2 separate regions of the Mus musculus genome follow, and region 1 is linked to region 2. The links are chromatin loops, found by intact Hi-C in ENCODE. Cell type or tissue: left cerebral cortex. All regions are shown on one strand. Each heading gives the region's core, and the rest is flanking DNA. Links, peaks and the distances in the headings are about the cores only.

The links. Hi-C counts contacts between places; a loop is a spot of excess contacts. Peaks named below come from ENCODE experiments on the same cell type or tissue, not always from the same donor. Only the 100,000 strongest peaks of a DNase experiment are listed, where the experiment ranks them.
Region 1: it touches region 2 in a loop (5-fold over the local background); 7 of 42 quality-filtered maps call a loop at or near these places.

The regions. Positions count from the first base shown.
Region 1 is chr9:20,751,089-20,763,395 of GRCm38, reverse strand. It overlaps Gm35860 (a long non-coding RNA gene), which reads left to right and starts at 4,270. Exons shown (of 3, transcript XR_379174.1): 1 at 4,270-4,360; 2 at 11,877-12,034. In left cerebral cortex, for the core only: a CTCF peak has its summit at 6,176 (motif pointing right); a DNase peak (open chromatin) is centred at 6,185.
Region 2 is chr9:20,461,098-20,473,404 of GRCm38, reverse strand. Zfp426 (zinc finger protein 426) reads left to right here. Exons shown (of 9, transcript NM_001110309.1): 7 at 297-377; 8 at 1,624-1,706; 9 at 2,157-4,856. The coding sequence ends at 3,410. Among named protein-coding and RNA genes, the nearest start is that of Zfp26, 7.1 kb to the right of the region's middle. In left cerebral cortex, for the core only: a CTCF peak has its summit at 6,217 (motif pointing left); DNase peaks (open chromatin) are centred at 3,249 and 6,199.

The sequences.
Region 1 (12,307 bases), core at 2,511-10,510, 290 kb before region 2:
GCATGAGGAACTTGGTTGGATTTCCTGAAGCCATGGTGGCTTGTGCTTGTAAACTTCAGAGCCTAGGATGTGGAGACAGATGGAATTCTGGAACTTGGTGGCCAGCCAGCCTAGCCTACTTGGCAGTCTCCAGGCCGATGAAAGACCCTGACACAGAGAGCAAGATGGATGATTGAGGAATGACCATGGAGGTTGTCCTCCAGCCTTCACATGAAGGTGCATGTGAATCCATGAGCTACACACACACACACACACACACACACACACACACACACACACACACACACACACACACTTAAACCTGCCAGCACACAAGAAGAAATACAGTTATCTCATTGGGCCCAACTCTTCAGCTCCATTCTCTTTGAGAGCCTCATGTAGTCCAGGCTAACGTCTTACTTGGTGAGGACCCTCCTGCCTCTACCTCCCAAGTGCTGGGATGACAGCTATGTATTTCCATGATTTTCTGATCTTCCTTGGTTTTGCTGTTCAATCCCAATCTCTTCTCGGCTTTGTGCAGTGCTAAAGACAGGCTCCTTGAGTTTGTGCATGCTAGGCAAGCGCTCTACCCAGCGAGCCAGGTCTGCACTCCTGGGGCCCAGGGTCTGAGGGCAGATCTTCCTTGGTTTTGCAGTCCCACCTCACATACCCCAAGGCTTGCCTTTTGGATAGAAGGGATGATTAGTATATAGCTTAATGAGGATGCTTTAATCAGCCAGGAGCTTGTTAATGAATGAGCAACTCAACCCTGTAAATTTCAGGTTAATTGACAAAGGTGTGAGGAGGGAATTCCATTCTGAGATCGGCTCAGCTTTTACTGGCGTCATTGCCAGCACTCTGGTGGCTGTTGGGAGAGCCCCCAGCTGATTTGCATATTCAGCAGCTCTAATTAATTGTTTTGTTTCCTCTGAATCTACTGATAGCCCTTGTTCCCAGCTGAGGTGCAGAGGCCAACAAGGGGCTGCCTGGGCTGCATAGGGAGCCATTTGTGGGGATGACCAGCAGGGGTTGTGCACCTGGGCATGCAGAGCTGCAGCACTTCAGGCACACACGTTGACACATAGGGAGCTGGGACACATTCAACTTGTCATTGTTGCAGCCTGTCTGTCTGTCCATCCACTCATTCGTCCATCCATCTGTCTGTCTGTCCTTCCCTCCTCTCCTCTTACCCCCTCCCTTTCAAGCTTGTCTAAGTGTGCGTGTGTGTGTGTGCGTGTGCGTGTGTGTGTGTACCCTTGGTCACACAGGAAGACCAGAGGAGGGTGTTAACGTCCTCTCTCTCTCTCTCTCTCTCTCTCTCTCTCTCTCTCTCTCTCTCTCTCTCAATCAGACAGGACCTCACTGAACTTGGAGCTATGCTGGAGCAAGGCCCAGGGACCTTCCTGTTTCTATCCCCACAGTGCTGGGGTGACAAGTGCACAGGATCAAACCTGTGGTTCCTGGACCTCTGAGCTTAGATCTGCTTGCCCTAAGGATGCTTTTGTCCACAGATATTGCCCCAGCCTCCACTGCTTGTCTGTCTTCTCTTTCTATCATGCTTTGTCCCTCCTTCCCTTCCTTCTTCCCATCTTCCCTTCCTCCCTCCCTTTTTTGAATTTTTGACAGAATCTCATGTAACCCACAAGTTCAAGGACATCTCTGGCTACAAAATTTGAGGCTAGCTTAGGTTATCTGTGAAACTTGGTCTAAGCCCTGCCTGCCCCTCCCCCAAATAAAATAAAAAGATGTCAGCTAACTCTCCATCCCCTAGGCTGCACCTCCCAGGTGTCGGATGGCAAGTCTCACCACAGTGGTTTTTGTGGTGCTGCGGATGGAACTCAGGGCTTTGTGGATGCTAGGGAAGTGCTCTAGCCACTGAGCTGCAGATGGAGACCCTGTACTGTTGTAGTTGAGGCAGGGTCTGCCTTTGCTTGTGTAGAATAACAGGCATGCATTATCACAGCCAGCGGGCAATAGCCTTTTTATGTTCCCACAAACCAGAGCCTGGGATATGCTCTGCCACCCTTGAGGCTCACCTTGTGGATGGAGCCCTGCTTGCTTATTCATCTGAGCTAGAATCCTAACTCCAGTCCTTCTTAGCTGTGTGACCTTGGGCAAGCAGCTTAGCCTCTCTGAGCTCCACTATAGTCTCTGGTGAAACCCATTCCCAAGTTACTGCAGGAGTGGAAATAAACATGGTCACCCACCCCCGCCCCCAGCTAGGAAGGGGGCGGAAGTCTGACTCCTTTGTGGTAGGAGCTGCTGGGGCTTCTAAGCAGGAGTTCCAAGTTCCCGTGACCACAGATGAGGGCTCTGTTTCCTGTCTTGGCAGAGCCAGGAAGTCTTATTGGGTCTCCTTGTCCCGCCAACTCGGCCTCAATTCCCAGGCCTGTGACTGGAAGCACATGCTCTGGCCCGCAGCCTCCTTCCTTCCCTCCTCTGCTCCCACTGAGGGCTCCTGAGTCATCCTGACCTCTGTGGCCGCTTCTCCCAGGCTCATTCCCACGCCTCTGGGGCGGCTGCTTGTGTGTCAGAGGCCGTTAGTGTGGCTCCATGGGTGTGTGCGCATGACTCCCTGCCAGTGATGGGGACTCGGGGATGACTGTGCCCTAACTGTGCATCTTCTGTGATATGCTCCGTATTAACTGTCTATGCTGTCTGTGCAAGTGAGTTCACACATTAACAATGAACCTTAGGGGTTTAAACATACTTTTTTTTCTTTCTTTTTTTTACTGTTTTTTTTTTTTTGTTTTGTTTTGTTTTGTTTTTTTGTTTTTTTGGGTTTTTTTTTGTTTTTTTGTTTTTGTTTTTTTTTTTTTTGAGATTGTCCTGGAACTCTGTGTAGACTAGGCTGGCCTTGAACTCACAGACATCCACCTGCTTCTGCCTCCCAGTACTGGGATGAAGCCACGACTACCATGCCAGACCCTGAAGTTTTTATTCGGTACATTTTATTTATTTTGTGGGTGGTGGTTCACTCATGCCCACAGCGTGGGTGTTCAGGTCAGAGAACAGCTTGCAGGATTCAGTTCTCCCGTTCTACAGTGACAGTTCCAGGGATCAGGTGGTGAGGTTTGGAGGCAAGCCCCCTTCCTTGCTGAGCATTTGCTTGTCCTGGCTTCTGTGTGCATGTGATGTGTGTTTTATGCATATTGGTGGAGTGTGTGTGTGTGCATTTGAGGGAGCATGCGCCTGCCTGCTGCATGTAAGACATCAAATGCGCTCCTCTCTTGCTCCCCTCTTACTTCCTTGAGTCCATCACTGAGCTGAAGCTCACTGTTTAAACTACACTGTCTGGCCAGTATGTTCTCAGGATCTGCCTGTCTCAGCCCCCAAATGCTAGGGTTACAGACCCAGGTTTTTACTAGGGTGCTATGGGCTCAAACCCAGACTCCTTGTGCATGTACAGCAAGCCTTTTTATCCACTGAGCCATCTCATAGACCCTCTTATGGTTTGTTTGTTCTTGAACTTTTTCTATGTGTGTAAATGTGTACACACATGTGGGGCAGGGCCCTGTGTGAGTACATGTATGGAAACAGTTGCTTCTTTGCTTCATTTGCCGGCTTCACTTATGTAAGCAACATATTTGGATCATGTGCACCCCTGTACTTTCTGCTGAACCTCTTGTTTCCAAGAGGACCTCCTTCTACTTTCAGTACCTTTTTTTTTTTTTTTTTAAATTATTGAACATGGTCCCTCACTGAACTGGAAACTCACTGATTCAGCCAGGGACCCTGTGTCTCTGCCTCCCTGGTGCTGGGATTACAGGCGACTGTCACTACACCCAATCTTGAGGATTAAATTCAGGCCTTCACACTTCAGTAAGCAGTCTACTGACAGACCCATCTCCCTAACTCCTGTTGTTTGTTTTGGTGTTGTTGTTTGTTTGTTTGCTTGCTTTGGTTTTTCTAAACAGGGTTTGTCTGTGTAGCCCTGGCTCTCCTGGAACTTACTCTGTAGACCAGGCTGGCCTTGAACTCACAGAGATCCTCCTGTCTCTGCCACCCTAGTGCTAGGACTAATGGCATGTGCCATCACTGCCAGACCTGTTGTTTTGTTTTCAGGACCGGGTCTCACATAGTTCAGGCTGGCCTCGAATTCACCACTGAGCTGAGGACCCTTGAACTCCTGATCCCCCCCCCCGCTTCCACCTCTGAGCTGGGGTGACAGGCATGCACTACCACACTCACTGTGACTGCCGGCGCTGTGGTGTTTGTACATCAGTTGCTTAAGATTCTGCCAGAGCAACTGGAGGCCCAGTTCCCATCTCTGTTACTGGGTCAAGGAGCGCATGCATGTGCCTGATGCTGGCAGGTCCCCAGTTCTCAGGCAGCAGTGGAAAGACACTGACAACTGACTGAAGGGAGGAAGAAGTCTGCGGTGAGCCCAAGGGTCTGGGTGAAACTCAGGCCTCCCTTGAGAGTTTCTCTGGGGACACAGATGGGGCCTGTTCTCCATGCTGTGGAGGCGGCTAGGCAGGGGGGATTGGGAGACTGATGTGGATGCTGTCTGGCAGGATCCTGAGGAGATGCCAGATGGGAGAAGTGAGGGAGCACTACCTCACCCTGGCGTGGACAGGCCCCACAGACACTCCTGCTACCTCCAAATCTGGAAAGGGCTGGAGCTGGGGCTGTGTTGGTAGAGTGCTTGCCTACCCTGAAAGCTCTGGGTCCCATCCCAGCACCATATAAACTAGATGTGGGGATGCACCTACCAGCCAGCACCTAAGCAGTGGAAGCAAGAGGACCAGGAGCTCAAGGCCATCCCCACAGGGTACTTGCAAGAAAACAAGGCACTAGGGCTGGGTATAGCGCAGGAGTACTGTGCATCTAGCATTCTTGAGGCTGGAGTTTCAGTCTTAGCATAGCAGGAAAGAGGGATGGGAGGGAGGAAAGAGAGGAGAGAGGAGGAGGAAGAGGAAGGGAGAAAAGAGAGAATACAGGAACTAAAGAGATGACTCAGCCATTAAAGCTACTTCAGAAGTTAAAGCTACTTCAGAGGTTAAAGCTACTTCAGAGGTTAAAGCTACTTGCCACTAAGGCTGACAACCCGAGTTCAATCCCTCACATAGTGAAAAAGAGAACCAACTCCTTCCTGTAAGTTATACACAAAATGATATACATGAAATAAATAAATGTGTGTGTGTGTGTAAGAGAGAGGGGAGAGAGAGAGAGAGAGAGAGAGAGAGAGAGAGAGAGAGAGAGAGAGAGAGAGAGAATGAGAATTCAAGGAAGAAAGGTGTGAAGGGACTTAGCTCAGGGTTGTTGATCTGGAGTCATACCAGAAGGTAGCTTAAATTAAAGGAGGAGGGCAGATGGTTGCTCACAGTCCTGAGGTCTCAGGCTGCACAAGGAGGAGTCTCTTTCTGCTGGAAGGATTCATGAATACTTCCTGGAAGGCAGAGGCAAGTTTTTATCTGGTTACATAGCAAGCAATAGGCAAGTCTGGGCTACAGGATGCTAGTCTTAAAACAAAACAACATCTTTAAAAACAATGTGTGTAAGAGGTGTTTTGTATGTGTGTTGAGTGTTTGTGTGTTGTGTACAATGTGTTATGTATGTTGTATTGGGTATGGTATGTTGAGTATTGGATATGTTGTGTTCTGTCTATGCTATGGTATATGTGATGTGTTTTGTGTAGTATTGTGTTGTCTGCTTTGTGTGTTGTGCTACATATGTGCTGTGCTGTGTGTGGTCTATGTTGTGTGCTGTGACTGTGGTGTGCGTGTCAGTGTAGGTGTGTGTACATGTCCACGCACGTGCATGCACATGTGGAGAGAGGCTGATGTTGCGTGTTTTCTCTATTCACTTGTGCTTTGTTTGTTTTTGAGTCAGGATCTCCCAATGAACTTGCTCATTGGCTCAGCTCTGCTGACTGGAGCTTCAGGGATCCATCTAACTCTGCCCAGATCCAAATAAGTGCAGAGATCAGAGGATCAATCTGCCTGCCTCCACCACACCCAGGTCTTCTCCTGGGTGCTGGGTGCCCTCATGCTAAAGGAGCAGGCTCTTTATCAAGTGGAACCCCACCCCACCCCACCCCAAACACATCTTCAGGGTTTATCTCTGGGAAGCAGGAGCCACACCAGGAGCTAGGGTGTGGTGGTGCTTTCCCCTCTCCCCTCACTAACGTTTAGATAGTGGAAGCTTGGCCTAGAGGTTAGTGGAACCTTTAAAAGGTGGGGCTTAGTGGAAGGTAATGCAACCACTAGGGGGCGCTGAGAGAAAGCTCAGTAAAGAGCACTGGCTACTCTTGAAGAGGACTTAGTAAGGGCATAGTGAGGTTATGGGATTCTTTCTCTCTGTCTCTGTCTCTGTCTCTGTCTCTCTCTGTGTGTGTGTTTTGAGACAGAGATTCTCTATGTACCTCTATCTCACTGTAGACCAGGCAGGTCCTGAACACACAAGGGTTCTACCAGCCTCTGCCTCCGAGTGCTGGGATGAAAAGCCAGCACCACCATGCACTCAAAGTGGATCATGCACAGATGAGGGTGGCTTCTGCACTCTCTGGCTCTCTGTCCTGCCTTGTGACTGACCTCTTTCCTACATGCCCACTACAAGCCCCCTACCCCACCCCCACCCACACCCCCTACTCCTCCATTCCCTTGCCCCCACTACCACCACCATGAGTGTCTATCTAGAGTCTAACAGATGCAAGTGCTCTGCCCTTGAACCTCCAGAGAGACTTCTGTTGGTGGTGGTGGTGTTTTTAAACCTTTTATGGATTCTTTGAGAATTTCACATCATGCACCCCGGTTCCACTCACTTCCCCAACCCTTCATATCTGACCTCCACCCTTGTGGAGGTCACCCCACAAAACAAAGTAAAAAATAAAAAATTAAACAAAACCCAAATCCATCTGCCATGGAAGCTGTGTCATAGTGCATCCCACAGTACACCCTTTCCACACCGCTTTGCTTGCAAATGTTCGTTACAATGAGTCATTGGTCTGGTTAAAGGTTTCTGGTTTCTGCTATGCTATCAATACTGGATCCTCACCAGGACTCCTCTCTGATATCCTGTTGCTGCCCGGTGTCATGGAGATCCTGCAGCTTTGGCTCTGCAGGACTGGCCTCTTCCTGCACTCCAGCAGTTCATCCATGGGGCAGATGTTGGGATGGGACAACTCAAAGTCCTGGATCTGGGCCTGGGTGGTGTCTGAGGTACCAGCCTGACAGCTCTCCCACACCCACACCACCAGGGTGAGCTCTCTTCCAGCACTGCCTGGGCTAGCTCACCTTATGCTGCAGCCAGCAAGACAGGGGCCAGCTCTCTTGGGGAATGCCATCAGGGCCAGCTAAACTCTGTGTGTGTGTGTGTGTCTTGTGTGTGTCTGTGTGTCTGTGTGTTTTTGTGTGTGTTTGGGGGTGTGTGTGTGCTCTCCAGAGTGTTACAATTGGTGAGGGGCAGATACAGTTCCTGGTTCTCATGACTGGGGGTCAGCTCTGGGGTGGGAGTGGGGATGGGGGTGGGGGAGCATCTCTCCTGTGCCCACACCACCTCATGGCAGACAAGTAGCCAGAGCTAGCTCACTATCACACCCTGGGGTCAGCTTGCTTGGCTCCCACCACCAGGGCCAGCTTTACTATGTTGCCCAGGCATGGTGCAGGGCCTGCTTTCTGAGTACAGCCTGGAAGGGGTGGGGCCAGATCTCCTGAGAGCCACAGCCAGTGGTGGGGGCAGCTCTCCACAGCCTCTGAATATTAGCTTGGTCCCTGGAGGCAGCCCAGACCAGGGACATCTGCATGGCCTTTGTTATAATATGAGCCACAGACATCAACACAGTCCCCTGCTGCTGTACAGCCATGGACCCAAATGTGGCCCTCAGTGGCAGCACAAGTTGGCACCATGGCCTTAGGTGGCAGGGCAGGCCACTCACAGCAGGCTGTTCCTCTCCACCCTCAATCTCCAGGTCCATGTCTCTTCTTAATGTTCAAACCATTCGGCTTCTCTTTCTCTCCCACATGTCTATCACTTACCTTAACATTGCAGTGGCTCCCACTGCGGTTACGTCACACCACGGGCAAGCCTTTGGGTGTCTTGCACACCAGAGCTGTGTGGCAGCGGCAGACCTATAGACCTCTGTTCTTTTAAATTAAAAAAAAAAGTGTGTATGTGTGTGTGCGCGCATGTGTGTACATTTGTCATGGCGCACATGCAGAGGTCAGGGGACAACCTGTAAAGTTGGTTTTCTTCTCCCACCGTGTGGGTTCTGGGACAGCAAGTGTTCAGGGAGTCTCATGTCTACTTGAATTGCTTCTGTTCTGACTGGGTGAGCCAGATCCCTGCACGGTTTGGATTAGATCTCTCTGATGACTGGTGAAGGACAGCTTTGGGTTCTGTATTACAGCAACGTGAAGTGAAGTGAGACCCCAGGGATCTTGGTAGTAGCAGCTGGCCAGGAGGATGGGGCTAGGGGTGGAGATGGTCTCGCTGGCTTACCAATGAGCTGCTGCCTCTTCCCAGCTGGGAGGCAGAAAACATTCTACGGATCCCCTACACACCAGGGTCAAGGAACATCGTAAAGACCCGCATTCCGTCCTCAGTGAGCGGGCAGAGACAGATGTGTGCATCCAACCTCAGCAACCTGCGAACTTCCCCTAGATATTTAGGGACTCCAGCTCAGGCTACACTGAGATTTGTGGCTTTGACACAGAAGAGAATTTCAGTTTATGAAACAGAGTTGGAGATTTTATTAAAGATGGCTCTTTTTCGCTTTGTTGGTTTTTTGTTTTGTTTTGTTTTGTTTTTGAGACAGGGTTTCTCTGTATAGTCATGACTACGCTGGAACTCTCTCTACAGACCAGGCTGGCCTGGAACTCAGAGCTCCACCTGGCTCTGCCTGGTGAGTGCTGGAATTAAAGGTGCATATCACAGCTGCCCACTTCCCTTTTTATATGTATTTATTTTGGAGGTCTGGAGAGATGGCTCAGCAGTTAAGAGCACTGGCTGCTCTTGTAGTGTTTGATCCTCAGCACACAATTGTGTGCTGAAGGTTGGTGGCTCACAGTCATTTGTAGCCCCTGTCCCAGGGGTTCCCATGGCCTCTTCTGGTCTTCTGGGACACCAGGCAAACATGTGGTACACTGAGATCCTGAAGGCAAAGCATCCAAACACGTAATTCTTTAAAATTTATTTTTACTTATGTGTGTATGTAGGTAGCCAGAGGCCAGAAGAGGGCTTCCTACGGGTGAAGCTGGGGTTACGGACAATTGTGAGCTGCCCATCATAGATGCCGGGAACTGAACTCAGGGCTTCTGTGAGAGTAGCCTGTGCTCTTAACTGCTACTGAGCCACCTTTCTAGGCCTCAATTTTTTATATATGCATTTACATATATAAAAATATGTGATCTATTATACAATAATATACAACATAATATAATATAAATTATATATCTTATAACAATATAATTCTATTATATACAAATTAAATATTATTTTAAATAAATGCTAATTATGTAAATTTTATTAATATGTTTTTATGTTTATTATATTTCACATATTCCATTTTACTTTATATATTCTATTTTGCTTTATATATTCTATTTTAAAATATATTTTATTTTAAAATATGTTTCATGTTTTATATATTATATAAAATACAGTATGTATTTTATATGTCAATATATGTTATTAATTTATCTAAATTATCAATGATATGATTAATTTAAATAAGTAATAAGTAATTAATAGACCATATGTTATTATATTTTAATATAGTTTACCATATTATATATTTTAAATTATCATATTTATATATTTTATATATTATATAAATATTATATATTTTAGTAATAAAATATAATATTTATTATATTTTATTATATATTATAGTAATATAATAAATATGTTTTAATACATTTATTAATATAAACATTCATTATTAAAATAAAAATAAAAAACATAAATACATATATATTTTGTATTATGTATAAAATAATTATATTATGTAATATGTATATATGTATGTATATATACATATTCAAGATAGGGTTTCTCTGTGTAGCCCAGGCTGTGTTAGAACTCACTCTGTAGACCAGGCTACTCTCAAACTCAGAGATCTGTCTGCCTCTGCCTCTGCCTCTGGAATACTGAGAATAAAGGAGTGAGAGTGTACCACCACTGCCCTGCTCAATATACATTTGGATTATGTATTTATTGACATTATTTTATTGTTGTGTATATGGTTGTTTTGCCTGCCAGTATTGTGTGCCTGTATGTATACTTGTGCAACATGTGTGGTTCCTGAGGCGGCCAGAAGAGTGTATCTAGTCCATTAGAACAGGACTTATAGATGGTTTTGAGCTGCCAAGTGGGTTTTGAAGAAGTGAACCTGCGTCCTCTGAAAGAGCAGCCTGGGCTTTCAACCTCTGAGCCATCTCTCCAGTTCCCCTCAAGACATTTTAACATGAGCGATGCCCAAGGTTTAAGAGAAAAGGGCATTCAGGGTTAAAAGACATGCCTGAAGGTCTGAATGTGGGCTTCTCAAAGAAGAGTCGTGAGGCACGGTGAGAGATACTCACCCACGTGAGGGTACAGGCATCTCAAGACAGGTCACAATGAACTGTCTTAGCATCAGCCATGTAGACCCTTTCAGTGACTCCAGTCAAAAGGTCACTGTAGAGTGGCTCAGGAGGCACCTTGGGTGGAATTATATTGGATAAGGTAGAACCTGGTGAGATTCCTAGAAGATTGCTGGATTAGAACAGGTGATGGTGTGGGACCTTCGACTCTGCCAGACAGAGGCTTCAATAAGACACCCCTCTCTTTCTATCTTTTCTCAACCCCAGAGCTCAGTAGGCTAAGACGTGTGTGCAGCCCTGAGTTCCAGGCCAGCCTCGGCTGTATATCAAGGCTGTGTCTCAAGCAAAATAAAACAAAACTTGACTCTGAGAACCTTGAGATGACCAAGGACAGCAAAGGCACAGTGCTGGCCCAGGCTTGTGAGTGGACTGATGGTGGCAAGGGGCACTTTTCAGCAGGACACTTGCCACAGTGTGATAGGGACTCTCACATTAGCACTGACCACAGATGTGGTCGCTGCAGTGGCATTAACTATATCTGCTTGGGTCCTATCATCAGAAACAACAACAGCCCTGAGATGAGCATGGTAGGATGCTATCCTAGCATGCACAGGACCCTGGGGATCACCCCCAGCTCTAAACTCGGTGCAAGGGTACATGACTGTCATTCCACTACACAAGAGGTGGAGGCAGGAGGATCAGGAGCTTGAGTTGGAGGCCAACCCGGGTTACATCTTTTAAAAAGTAAAATATTAATTAAAATGGATCTACCACAGTACACTACAGGGACTTCCACATGAGGAAGGGTCAAGCCTCAATCTTCCCAAAGACACAGGAACTAGGGAAGAATTAGCTCTCAAAGTTCCAAGTGGCAGATGCTAAGCCACAGAGGGAACTTCCTAAAGAGACTGAGACCACAGAGGTGACAACAGCCACATCTAGACACACTTACAGGAGGGGAGGATGGAGAGGGAAAGAGGGAGGGAGAGAGAGAGAGAGAATCTAGTTTTGCCTTTCCTCCTGCCCTCTATTTTCCTTTCACCTCCTAGTGTCTGGACCTGGCTACAAAGAAGGGAACCTGGGAGATGTAGTTTGCAGTGTGCAAAGGATGCTGGGAAATGTAGTTTACGGGGTTTGTTTGAGGAGGATGCTGGAGAGACAGGTAAATAGAGGAACTCAGAACTTTAGCACCAAAGGTTAATTATGCCACAGAAGCCGTAGGTTGTTTGTGGTAGTGACCACTTCCCTGACACTGTTCAGGGAGGACGATTATTATGGTCTGGATAAAATGGCCCTCATCGACTTTAGTAGGTTTGAGCACTTGGTCCTTACCTGAGAGTGTTTGTTTGTTTGTTTGTTTGTTTGTTTGTTTAGGAAATCTGCGAACAGGAACAGCCTAGTAGAACTGGTCGGTGGGGACCAGGCCCTGAAACTGGTATCTGATTGGCCTGGGCTCTCTCTTCCTCATCTGAAAGATGTCAGGAGCCTCCATCATACTCTCTGGCTGTCGTACATTCCCACCATGACAGAGGGTGAGCTAACTGTCCCCCGGCGGGGCTGGAGAGATGGCTCAGTGGGTAAAGCGCTTGCTAAACAAGCTTGGGACCTGAGTTTGGGTCCTCAGCAGCCACATAAAAGCCAGGTACAGCCAGGCAGACTGCTCAGTGGTTAAGAACACTGACTATTCTTTTATAAGACAGGAGTTCCATTCCCAGCAACTATGTCAGGTGGTCATGAACTCCAGCTCCAATGGATCTGACCCTCTTCCGGCCTGCCTTTCATGAGAACACAGGCACAGAGGTGTT
Region 2 (12,307 bases), core at 2,390-10,389:
GGGACTTGCATTACCAATCCTTTGAAAATAATTTCTCTGTTATAACAGCTCTAGTTCTTGGCCAGGTTTGGTGGCACACTTCTGGAATTCAAGTACCTGGGAGGCTGAGAGAGGAAGATTTCTGTGAGCTTGACGCTAGCTAGCCCAAGCTAGTACGTGGCAAGATAGTCCTACCTGTCTCAAAAAGCTGGAGGGAAAAAACAAAACAAAACATTTTTTCTAATTCCTGAGCCCTGGGTAATTGTGTCATTTTTCTGTATGAGCCTTTTCACTAACGTGTCTTACCTTGTACACAGGGTATCAGCTCATCAAACCCAGTTTGATCTCTTGGTTGGAACAAGAAGAGTTTAGTAAAGGTCAGAAGATAGTTTTCCCAGGTCAGTATTCATTATATTTAATGAAATTTTAGTGTTTGTAACTGAAATAAACTTAAAGTAAAAGCAAAGTCCTTGTGTTGGACTGGAGAGCTGGCTCAGTAGGTAAAGGCGTTTTCGACCAAGCCTGGCAACCTGCGTGGTGGAGGAGAGAACTAACTCCCAAAGCCCCTTGACCTCTATCTGCATGTTGTGATGCAAGTGTGTGTGTGTGTGTGTGTGTGCACATACACTCAGTAAGTGAATGGATTGATGAATGAAAGGTCCTTGTATATTTGTGCATGATGTGTGTATGATGTGTGTATGTAGGGGCATGCATGTGCTGCTATAGTGTGTGTGTTGGAGTCCCCACCATCTTCTTTGTCTGCTGCTGCACGTGCCAGGCCCGATATCTTCAGGGGCTTCTCTGTCTCAGTATCCCATCTTGTCATAGCTGTCCTGGAATTACAGACACATGCTGTCATGCCCAGCCTTCTGTGAGTTCTGGGGATCTGAACTCAGATCCTCACACTTGTACAATAAGCACTTTACTCATGGAACCATCCCAGCTCCTACAATGACTCTTTCCAAAATAAATTAGTCTCAGAACTCTGAACTAAGAAAGAAAACCTTCAACTGCCAATTCTCTTCTAGTTTACGTCTAGTCAAACCTTTACATTTATTGCTTTGAGAAATGCTCTCCTTTTCCTAAACATTTTCTATAGTATTTACCTGATAATTTCTATTTACCATCAGTTTTGATTTTTATAGAATCAACTTTTTAAAAATATTTTATTTATTTATTTTACGTATGTGAGTTCACTGTTGCTCTCTTCAGACACACACCAGAAGAGGGCATCGGATCCCATTACAGATGGTTGTGAGCCACCATGTGGTTGCTGGGAGTCGAACTCAGGACCTCTGGAAGAGCATCCAGTACTCTTAACCACTGAACCATCTCTCCAGCCCCTATAATCAACTTTTGATATGATCTAAGTTTGATTCGTGTCCTCATCTTTGCCTCGCACAGTGACACATTCCTGAAATCCTGATCAGGAAGCGGAGGCAGGATGGTTATGAAGTCAGTGCGGTGTGGGCTATGTAGTGAGTTCAAGGTGAGGTGGTGTAGTCTCAAAAACAGAACAGAAAAAAGAAACCTCATCTCTCCCTTCTTAAATTCAAAATAAAATAAGTAAGCATTATTTTTTAGCTCCAGTTAAAAAATAACTCCTTTTTTCATATCTACATTTGTCTTTCTGTTTTACTTCAGAATGGAAATTACAGCTCGAAACCAAATGTTCAGCGTTCCAGCAGGAATTTCTGAGGGGTAACATATCCAGTAGAATGCAAATGGTAAGAATAAAAAGTGTGTCTTATTCTTATTCTCAAAGAAAATTAGAGGTTAGAGATGTGTCTTTTATAGAGTACCTACTTGGCATGTTTGAAGCCTTTTGGGGGAGAAAGCTAGGGAGTTCGCTAAAGGAGATTTCGAGAGAAGCAGCTAACACACAGAGCAAATGTCTCTGAAGAAATGATTGTGCCCTCACTGTGCAATGAACCTCACTGCTCCAGAACTCATAAAGCACATCTTTTTCTTGGAGTGGTACAGAAATCTTTTAAAGATGAGAGCAGATGACATAGCAATCTGGAGTTAAGTGTTTTATCACACTACTTGAGACTAATTAACAGAGTATGAACTGTATGCATGTAATGGAAAATAATCATAATTATAGCATTTTGTTATCAAATGGTTAAAACCTTACCAATTGACTGCAGAAAAATGTTGTTTATCTCTCTTATTAGCAGACAGGAATCAACAGAGGAAGGGAGCTCTGTGATGGGACGCAATATGGAGACTTCTTCAGTGAACTCTCACCCCTCAGGACAGATATGAAAACTCAACCTGCACAGGATAATTATGGTTGTAGTCAGTACAGAAAAGACTTTCTAATGCTTCAGAGGAAAAACTGTGCTGGTGAGAAACTTTCTGAGTTCAGTCAGAGTGAAGAAACCGGCATGACCCCAGTTAAAGAGAAAATTGATACACAAGAGAAAGGGTTTGAATGCAGCGACTGTGGGAAGTCCTTTATGAGCCAGTCACACCTTCAGACACACCAGAGAACTCACAGTGGAGACAAACTTTATGAATGGAATGAGTGTGGGAGAAGTTTTATAAACTCAAGACTTGCTGTGCTTATAGAAACTCTCAATGCAAAGAAACCTCACAGATGTAAGGAATGTGGGAAAGGCTATCGATATCCTGCATATCTAAATATTCACATGCGAACCCACACTGGCGAAAAGCCCTATGAATGTAAGGAGTGTGGGAAAGCCTTCAATTATTCCAATTCATTTCAGATCCATGGAAGAACTCACACAGGAGAGAAGCCCTATGTATGTAGTCAGTGTGGGAAAGCCTTCACTCAGCACTCAGGTCTTAGTATCCATGTAAGGTCTCACACTGGAGACAAGCCCTATGGGTGTAAGGAGTGCGGGAAAGCCTTTCTTACGTCCTCTCGACTGATCCAACATATAAGAACTCACACAGGAGAGAAGCCTTTTGTGTGTGTGAAATGTGGGAAAGCCTTTGCTATTTCTTCCAACCTTAATGGGCATCTGAAGTTGCATGCTGAAGAGAAGACCTGTGAGTGCAAGATTTGTGGGAAAGCATTTGGATATCTTTCATGTCTTAATAACCACATGAGAACTCACAATGCTAAAAAATCATACACGTGCAAGGAATGTGGGAAGGCCTTTAACTATTCCACCCACCTTAAAATTCACATGCGAATCCACACTGGAGAAAAACCCTATGAGTGTAAACAGTGTGGGAAAGCCTTCAGTCACTCCACTTCATTTCAGATCCATGAAAGAACCCACACTGGAGAGAAGCCCTATGAATGTAAGGAGTGTGGGAAAGCCTTCATCTGTCCCAGTTCCTTCAGGATTCATGAAATAAGTCACACCCACACTGAAGAGAAACCCTATAAGTGTCAGCAGTGTGGAAAAGCCTACAGTCATCCTCGTTCACTTCGCAGACATGAAAGAATTCACTAGAGAGAAGCCTAATTGATGGAAGCAATGTGAGGAAGCCCTTGTTTGTGCTCATGTACTTTGAAGACATGATGGTACTCACACTGGGGAGAAACTATGAAAATTAGATACTTAGCTTAGAGCAGTGCTGTGTTGCCATACTGAGCAACACAAATACTCCATGTCAAAAAAATTAAAGTGGATGCTGGCAAGATAGCTCAGTGGGTAAAAGCACTTGATGGAAATGTCTGACAGCTTGAATCTGACCCACACTCACGTAAATCAGACAGATGTAGTGGCATGCATCTGTATTCTCAGCATTCCTACAAGATCACCTGCAACCTTGCAGGCCAGCTAGTTTATGTAGCATGGCAGAGAGGAAGACTGACTCAACAAGGTAGAAGATTTAATGCCTTAAAGTTGACCTCTCATCTCCATGTTTCTGCCCACCCTCCTACATATACCACAGTAATAAAAAAAAATGTTTTTTCAAACAAAAGCATTCTCCATACACTCCTGACTACCCATTTTCTATCCCTGAATCCCACATTGTAAAGAGAGAATTGGCTCCTAAAAAGCTGCCCTCTGACCTCCACATGAATGCTGTGGCATGCACTCCCCCCAATAATAGTACATTTTAAAAATTCAAGTGAGGGACTGCAGAGATGATTGAAATAGTTACAGGCACCTGCTGTACTTTCAGAGAGCCAGGCTTCAGTTCCCAGCACTCACATGGTAGCTTGTAGCCATTCATAACTAGGTGAAGGGGATTTGGGCCCCTTCTGGCCTCTGTGATCACTCAGCATACACATGAGTGCATATGTGCAGGCAAACCATGTATAAAATAAAAATAATAAAAAGCAAATGAGGTTGCCATGAGTCCATTAGAAGTGACTAATGTCCTCAAGAGGTTAAGATGCTGCAGGATGCACACAGAGAAGACCATGGAAACTTCAGACAGCCTTCTGCAAATGGAGACAAGTGGCTACCACAAGTGTTTCTACTAAGGCCTCCAGAGGGAAACTACCTGAATTATGCTGATCTCTGATTTCCAGCTGCCAGATTGTAAGAAATAAATAACCATGTTTAAGTTACTGGTCTATGACTTTGCTGCATTAACTCTAACAAATTGTGTGTGTAAGGAGAGAACTGACTTCCACAAACTGTCCTCTAGTCTCCATGAATACACACTGGCATATTGGCTTATGCACACACACGTGAGAAAAAAAGCCTAGATTTTAAAGTTATTTGTCCTGCATTCTCAACCATTCTATTATTTTTGAAGTCAGTAATTGAAAAGGAGTGACCTTTTGGAGGAGTCTTGTTGCCTTGTTTTTGTTTTGTGGTTTTATTTTGTTGTTTATTTGTTTTAAGATAAGGTTTCTCAATGTAGCCCCGTCTTTCTGTCTGTCCTGGAACTTGCTATTGATCTGCTTGTGTTTCTAAGCTGTGATTTACATATGTGGTTGGATCTCTTCTAGTTTTATTTGAAGTTCTTCTTAGTGAGAAGCCTTTTTAGAGGTCACCCCTGGTACTATTCAGAGAGGAGAAAACCAACTATTATAATAGCAATAGAACCAAAGAACCCAGATACAGAAAAACAGAATCAATTGACATTACCTGTACCACCATTGATCACACAAAAGAAAATATTGAAAAATACTGTAATCTATTGAATTAAAATTAAGGTAGAAGTGGGCCAAGCATGGTGTCACATACCTTTAATACCAACACTTGTGAGGAAGAGGCAGGCAGATCTGTGTAGCAAATTCCATCTTGATGGCTTTTTATACCAAATTATAAAAGTTAAAAAGTTTGAGGCCAGCCTGAGACACACATATCCCCTCATATAGCTTCTGCATGCAAGAGTAACAATCCAACAATATAAACAGGTCTTGAACAGCAATATAAAAGGTCTTGGATTTCACCAAGGATACAAATGAACAGCAACTATAGTAAAAGGTGGTCAAGTCACTAACCAGGGAAGATAGATCCAAACCAGGGTAGGAGGGCTGTATTGTATGTATTTAGCTTGTGTGTGGGAGTAGATTCCCTGCAAAGTAAAGATGAGGTATCATTTTACCACACTGATGATGGCTATAATCAACAGCAGATAGATAAGCAAATAAATAAAAGGAGCTGGCAAGATTGCTCAGTGGGTAAAGACACTGGCTATCAAGGATGTTGACCTACCTGAGTTTGATCCCTGGAGCTCACATGGCAGGAAACAACAAACCCTAGCAGAATGTCTCTGACCTTCACCTGTGTGTCCACCCCCAGGCAATACAAAATGAAACTAAGAAATAGAAAAGGTAAGGACATTTTGTTACTGGTAGTAAAATGGTGTAGCAGATTTGGAGAGCTTTATGGTAGTTCCCCTGTTACTAAGCTTTATTATTATGAGACAATGATACCTTCTTTCCTATAAACCCAAAATACTGAGAGCTGGAAGTCACAGATATATATGTACTTCAATGTTGATAGGATGAGTATAGACAATAGTGATTGTTTCAAAGCTCAAGCAAACATCTTTTCATCATGCTTTTTACATTCCTTGGAATTGTGCCCCAGATCTGCTAGCCATGGATCGGATAACCCCTGTGGCTGTGAAGAGCCCAGTTAGTTATCTGACTCATCCTGGATAAATGGCCAAGTAGCATCATTTAGATAGTCATGCAAACCACCTCCCTGACTGCCTTCTCTGCTGGGGGCTCTATTCCTCCCATTTATGCACAATGGTTACCAAGGTTGAGGAAGCCTGTTTAGTCTAAGGTGGCATCTGTTCAACTTTATATGCTGCCCAAAGTATGCTTGTGTGCTACCGCCACCTTGTGGTCACATATTTTCTTTCATCTGATGAAGAATCACTTGACCGCACTGCATACCATAGTTTGTTTTTGTTTTTGTTTTTTGTTTTTTGTTTTTAACCTTAAGATTCCTGATCAATTTGTAGTTTACTGTTGAATATGATACGAAGTGTAGAGTTTTAATCTTACATGTATTTGTTGGGGGCTTGCACATGACATAGCGCTTGTATGGAGGTCAGAAGATAACTCTGGGGAAGGAGGGGTTGGCCCTCTCCTTTTACCATGTAGGTTCCAGGAATCAAATCTAGCCCTGAGGTATAGATTTTACATAAGTTCAGATTTTCCTAAATATCTTATCATTTTCTCCTTTAGTGTGTGTGTGTGTGTGTGTGCGCGCACAAATGTGTGTGTGGTTAAACACACCTATAAGCACATTCAAAAGCCAGAGGAGGACTTCTATCACATTCTTCCTTATCTTGAGACAGGGTTCTCTCACTGAACTTGGAGCTTGCTGTTTTTAGGCTAAGTCAGCAAACCTTACCAATCCTCCTGATTTCCTTATCCTACCATTGCTGGGGTTACAGGTACACAGGACCATTCCCAGTTTTTATGTGGATGCTAGGGACCCAAACTCATGTTTCAGACTTATGCATGATATTTCCTATCCACTGAATCACCCTCTAGCCCATCTTTAGTATTAGTGGTATTCTATTTTTTTCTGTATAAATTCTTGGGGATACCTGGCCATATCAGTACTTTTGCAATGCATGATGGTCTTAGGCCATATGGTGAGAATACAGTATAACATAAAAAAAAATACACAACAAATCATTGAGCTGCATAGTATGCTGGCTAATGTTTGTCAATGTGATATAATCTAAAGTCACCAATGAAAAGGAAGTCTCAACTGAGGAATTGTCCTCATCAGATTGACCTGTAGGCAAGGCTTTGGGGGCATTTTCTTGATTAATGACTGATAATGGAAGGCCCAGGTCACTGTAGGTGCTGCCACCTCTGGATAGTTGATTCTGGATGGTATAAGAAAGCAAACTGGGCAAGCCCGTATGCAGCATTTTTCTGTGGCCTCTTGCTTAGTTTCTGAGTCCAAGTTTCTTTCCTTTTTTGAGTTCCTGCCCTGACTCCCCTCATTGATGAGCTGTTATTAAGATGAGTGGTGGTGGTGCACTCAGGAGGCTGAGGCAGGTGGATTTCTGAGTTCAAGGTCATCCTGTCTACAGGGAGAGTTCCAGGACAGCCAGGGCTACATATAGAAACCCTGCTTTCAAAACAAAACAAAACAAAACAAAATGGAACAGATATGTAAACCAAACAAACTTCCACCCAAGTGGCTTTGGGTCACTGTGCTCCCCATAGCAACAGCAAACCAAACTAAAACAGAAGCTGAGACTAGGATTGTGAGTGTTGCAGTGATCTACCTAACTTTGTTGGTTTGGGGGAGGATAGTGGAAAGATTTTGGAGCTTTGGGCTTGAAAAGGCCATTGATTCTCTGAGGTACTGAGTTGTTATGGGAGATTGGGAGATAGGAATGTTGAGAGAGGTGCAGATGGTGGAAGCTGGCTTGTGAAAGTTCAGAGGAAAGCAGAAATTATGGGGCTGTTTGTGTTATAGTTTGAATAGAGAATCTGTTCTTTCTAGTCAACTGGGGCTGAAGACCTGCACTCATTAACAAGAGACCAGCACCACTGGCAATTATAGATTAGCTGGAGCTCAAAGCTCAGCTAAGTGACTAAGGACACCGGCATCATTGAGGTAAAATCTGAGACTGCATCTCAAGCTGGCAGCTGAACTTTGTAATGTGTAAGAGTTTCCAGTGTGATAATGGCTTGGGTGACAGAAAAGCTACAGGATGGAAGGGGTCTTGGAGAGTAACCCAGCCTTACGTTGCATGGCAGAGTCAGAGTCCCTGAAGAAAGGTCATTGGTAAAGGTACAGCCTCAGTTGCAGGAGACCCCAACCAATGGAGGGGACAGGATTGTGGCAAGTTGGTAGGCTCAGGTCGGATCTATTCTACAAGTTGGGTGTGCTATGGATGGCAGAGCTGGAAAGTGGAGCTGCCTAAGCCTTTTGGAGCCCAGAGGATCAAGAGCGAGTCCTAGGTGAACTGGGAAGTATGGAACATGTTTATTTTACAGGATCCCAAAATTCAGAGATTATATGTGTGTGTGTGTGTGTGTGTGTGTGTGTGTGTGTGTGTGTGTGAGAGAGAGAGAGAGAGTATGTGTGTGTGTGTGTGTGTGAGAGAGAGAGAGAGAGAGAGAGAGAGAGAGAGAGAGAGAGAGAGAGATTGAGAGAGAGATTGATTCTCTGTAAAGCTTTGGCTGTCCTGGAACTTGCTCTTGAGAGAGAGAGAGAGAGATTGGGAGAGAGATTGATTCTCTGTAAAGCTTTGGCTGTCCTGGAACTTGCTCTTGCTCTGTAGCCTGGGCTGGCCTTGAAGATCCACCTCCCTTTGCCTCCTGAGTGCTGGGATTAAAGGTATGCACCACCACACCTGGCTCCTTATGTTGAATATTTGAAAAAGGCCAGACTTTTATTTATTTTATTCTTCTCTTATACAATATAATCCTGCCTGAAAGGGAAAGTATCAGCTCAGGACCCCCAAGACCAAGCTCTCAGCACAAAGGCAATTTATTTGCCCCATAGGGACAGAGGGCAGGGAGTAAGACACAAAGACAGGAGATGGAGAAGGGGAAGGGAACAAGGTGGGAGAGGAAAATTTGTCCCAGAGGGGAATGGGACAAAGGACTGCCTTTGGATAAAGAGAAGATATGCCACATAGGAAAGTGGCAGTTTATAATGGTACAAGGGGAAACCTCATGTTAGCATGAGGTGTTTAATTTTAAATGGACATATTAAGTAAGTCAAAGGGGGATTTTTGATTGATATACTTCAATACATTGATAGCTAGACTTTGGTAGTCAGCTGCAGGAAGAGGAAGTGGTCAAATAAGCAAACAGATTTTGGTGGCTAGCTTTAGGAATGTAATCTAACTTTTTTTTTTTAAAGCAAGGCAGAGAGAATGGGAGAGAAGGGCAAGGCCTGACAGAGGCATGCTGGAGTGGCCTAGTGTCCCTTCACTGACCATAGCCTCCCTTCTCCACTCCTCCCAGTCCTCCCCGATTCCCCTCCACCCAGATCCACTGCACCATTTCTCATGAGAAAAGAGCATGCCTCTCAGCAATATCAACCAAACACTGACTAACAAGATGTAATAAGGCTAGGTACAAATCCTCATTATTAAGGCTGGACGAGGCAACCCAGTAGAAGGAATGGTTCAAAGAGCAGCCAAAAAAGTCAGACACCCCTACTCCCACTGTTAGGAGTCCCACAAATATCCTAAGCTAAACAACCACAGCATGTATGCAAAGGACCTAGTGTAGACCCATGGAGACTTCATGATTGCTGCTTTAGTGTAAAGAGACTTAACTTTTGAAGGGTTTGAATTTTTAAAGACTGAATCTTTTAAGGGTATACTATATTTTGTATTATGATAATAACATGAGATCTTGGGGGTAACAAGAAAAGGAAAGGTTATGGTTGAATAGTGATGTGTCTGTGTCAAGCTGACAAAGAATCAATTGTGCTGGTTAGTTTTTTGTAAGCATAATACAAAGTAATCATCTAGGAAGAGAAAATGTTAATTGAAAGATGCCGCCATCAGACTGGTATATGGAGATGTCTTTGAGGTATTTTCTTGATTAATGATTTGATGTGGTATCTCTAGACTACTGTGGGCGGTGCCACCCATGGGCAGGCGGCCCTTGTGCATGCCTATTATATTGTTGATTCCTCAGTAGTATAAGAAAGCAAGCTGAGTCAGTTAGGGAGAACAAGCTAGTGAGAAGTATTTCTCCATGGCATCTGCCTGACTCCAGGTTCCTGTCTTGGGTTTCTTCCTTGACTTCCCCTAATGATGGACTATGATTGGTATGTTTAAGTCAAATAAACTCTTTTCTCCCCAAATTAGCTTTGGTTGGTGTTTATCACATCAATAAAAAGTGAACCAGGACACACAGCAAATACAAGTAATTGAAAATACAAAGTAATCAAGGACTACAATAATTCATTATAATGTTCACACAGATAAGCCAAAGTAAAGGATCCTAAAGGCCTGTGGAAGAGAGAACTCCATGTTCATGAAAGTATCAAAGAATCGAGTATGAAAGAATCAAGGGAGCAGCTCTAGGAATACTGATGGAGCCAGAAAACCTTTCCTGAAGCTGAGGATGTATCTCAGTTTATAGAGTGCTTTCTTAACATGCACAAAGCCCCGTATTCCATTCCTTGCATAAAGTGTTCTGTGGTGGCTCACGCCTGGAATACCAGCACTCAGGTCCTGGGGGCAGGAGGAGCAGATGTCCACAGTCTTCCTGCATAGAGTTCCAGGCCTAAGAGTACTTTGCTGCTACCTTGTGGGGTGAGTTCTTATCCCTAGCCTTGACTTTCAGGTCTCTCTAGCTGTCCATACAATCTAGCTGTGCAGAGATTGTACCTGGTCCAACCTCCAGCCCCACTCTGGGGCATAGGTGCTGCCCACAGGCCTGGCTCTAAGCTCAAGTTTCTTTCTTTACATGATTGACAGGTTGTAACCCAATCTTCATAGGAGAAAACTAGACTTTTTGTGCCTGACTGAGTTCAACATTGCTAATTCCTCAGGCACTATCTTGGAAGTTTTTCTGTAGTCATGTGAGGCCTAGCTCTTAACATGGGTTTCCTTTTTGCCCTTCTCAGTGGGAGGGCAGACTTCCATGTTTTCCATATGTTGCCACCACATAGAGGAATGAGTGTCAGAGCTCAGGTTTGGCTTATGCTGCTGTAGGACCTTAAACCCAGCACACTCTTTATCTCTGGTTACTAGTCTACAGGATTTACTGAGCTGGGAAAGCTCATGTATAAACCCTTAAAAATACATTAGAACTGATGGGTATGGTGGCTCAATACTAATTCCAGTACTAGGGAGATAGAGATAGGCAGAGTTCTGTGTGTTCCAAGGCCTCAAGCTCAGCCTGCTTTACATAGAGAGACTCTGTCCCAACAACAACAACAACAAACAAACAAACATGGGAGGGAGAAGAAGGTACTTTTCTGTGAGTTTGAAGTCAGCTTCCTTTACATAGTGAACTCCCAGGACAGCCAGAGCTACATAATAGAGAGACCCTGCCTCAAACAGCCTCCCCAACTAAGAGAGAGAGAGAGAGAGAGAGAGAGAGAGAGAGAGAGAGAGAGAGAGAGAGAGAGAGAGAACATAAAAACTAAGACTTGTAAACTTGTAAGTATGTTGCCAAGCTTAATGATCTGGGTTTGATTCTCAAGACCCACGTAGTGAAAGGAGAGAATCGATGCCTGTAAGTTATTCTCTGACCTCCATAGTGTACCAAGGCACATGTGTCCATGAACACACAAAACATAGAAATGCAATAAAAGCTAAAAAGTATTTAGCAAGGTTTCCTGCAAAATCCCTAGTAAAAAAAAGGCCAAATGCATTTGCATATTTCCAACTGAAGTAAGCTGCTGGGTGGGCCACCTCTAGACTAAGAATGGCACAGAGTTCAACTGTGACTTACAGATGTTCCATCGTGGGCATCAGTGAGCAAATCCTGCAAGGGCCCCAGGTCTTATTTCAGATACTCAGGGCTAGCATCCAAGGCTAGCTCATTGTCACAACTCACCAAGACATTCAAAACCAATCTCAGGATATCTGTCTGCCAACAATTAAAGGTGGTGACAGACAGGCTAAGTCACAGAACACACACACACACACACATGCACACACACACAGAGGAAAGGAATACTGCATGGCCACTTTCATTCCTGGAGCAAACATAATATGAAGGTATAAAGCTCTTCTAGAGGGCCAGGGCTCATGCACACACACACACAGACACACACACACACACACACACACACACACACACACCCCTTTGTTTTTGTTGTTGGTCTCCTCCTCTTTCTTCTCTTCTTCCACAGGGTATCTCTATATACCAGCCCCTGGCTGTCCTAGAATTCACTTTGTAGAGTTGGCTAGCCTCAAAATCACAGATATTCGCTGGCTTCTGCCTCCTTAGTGCTAGATCAGTAGAGGACACAAAGTT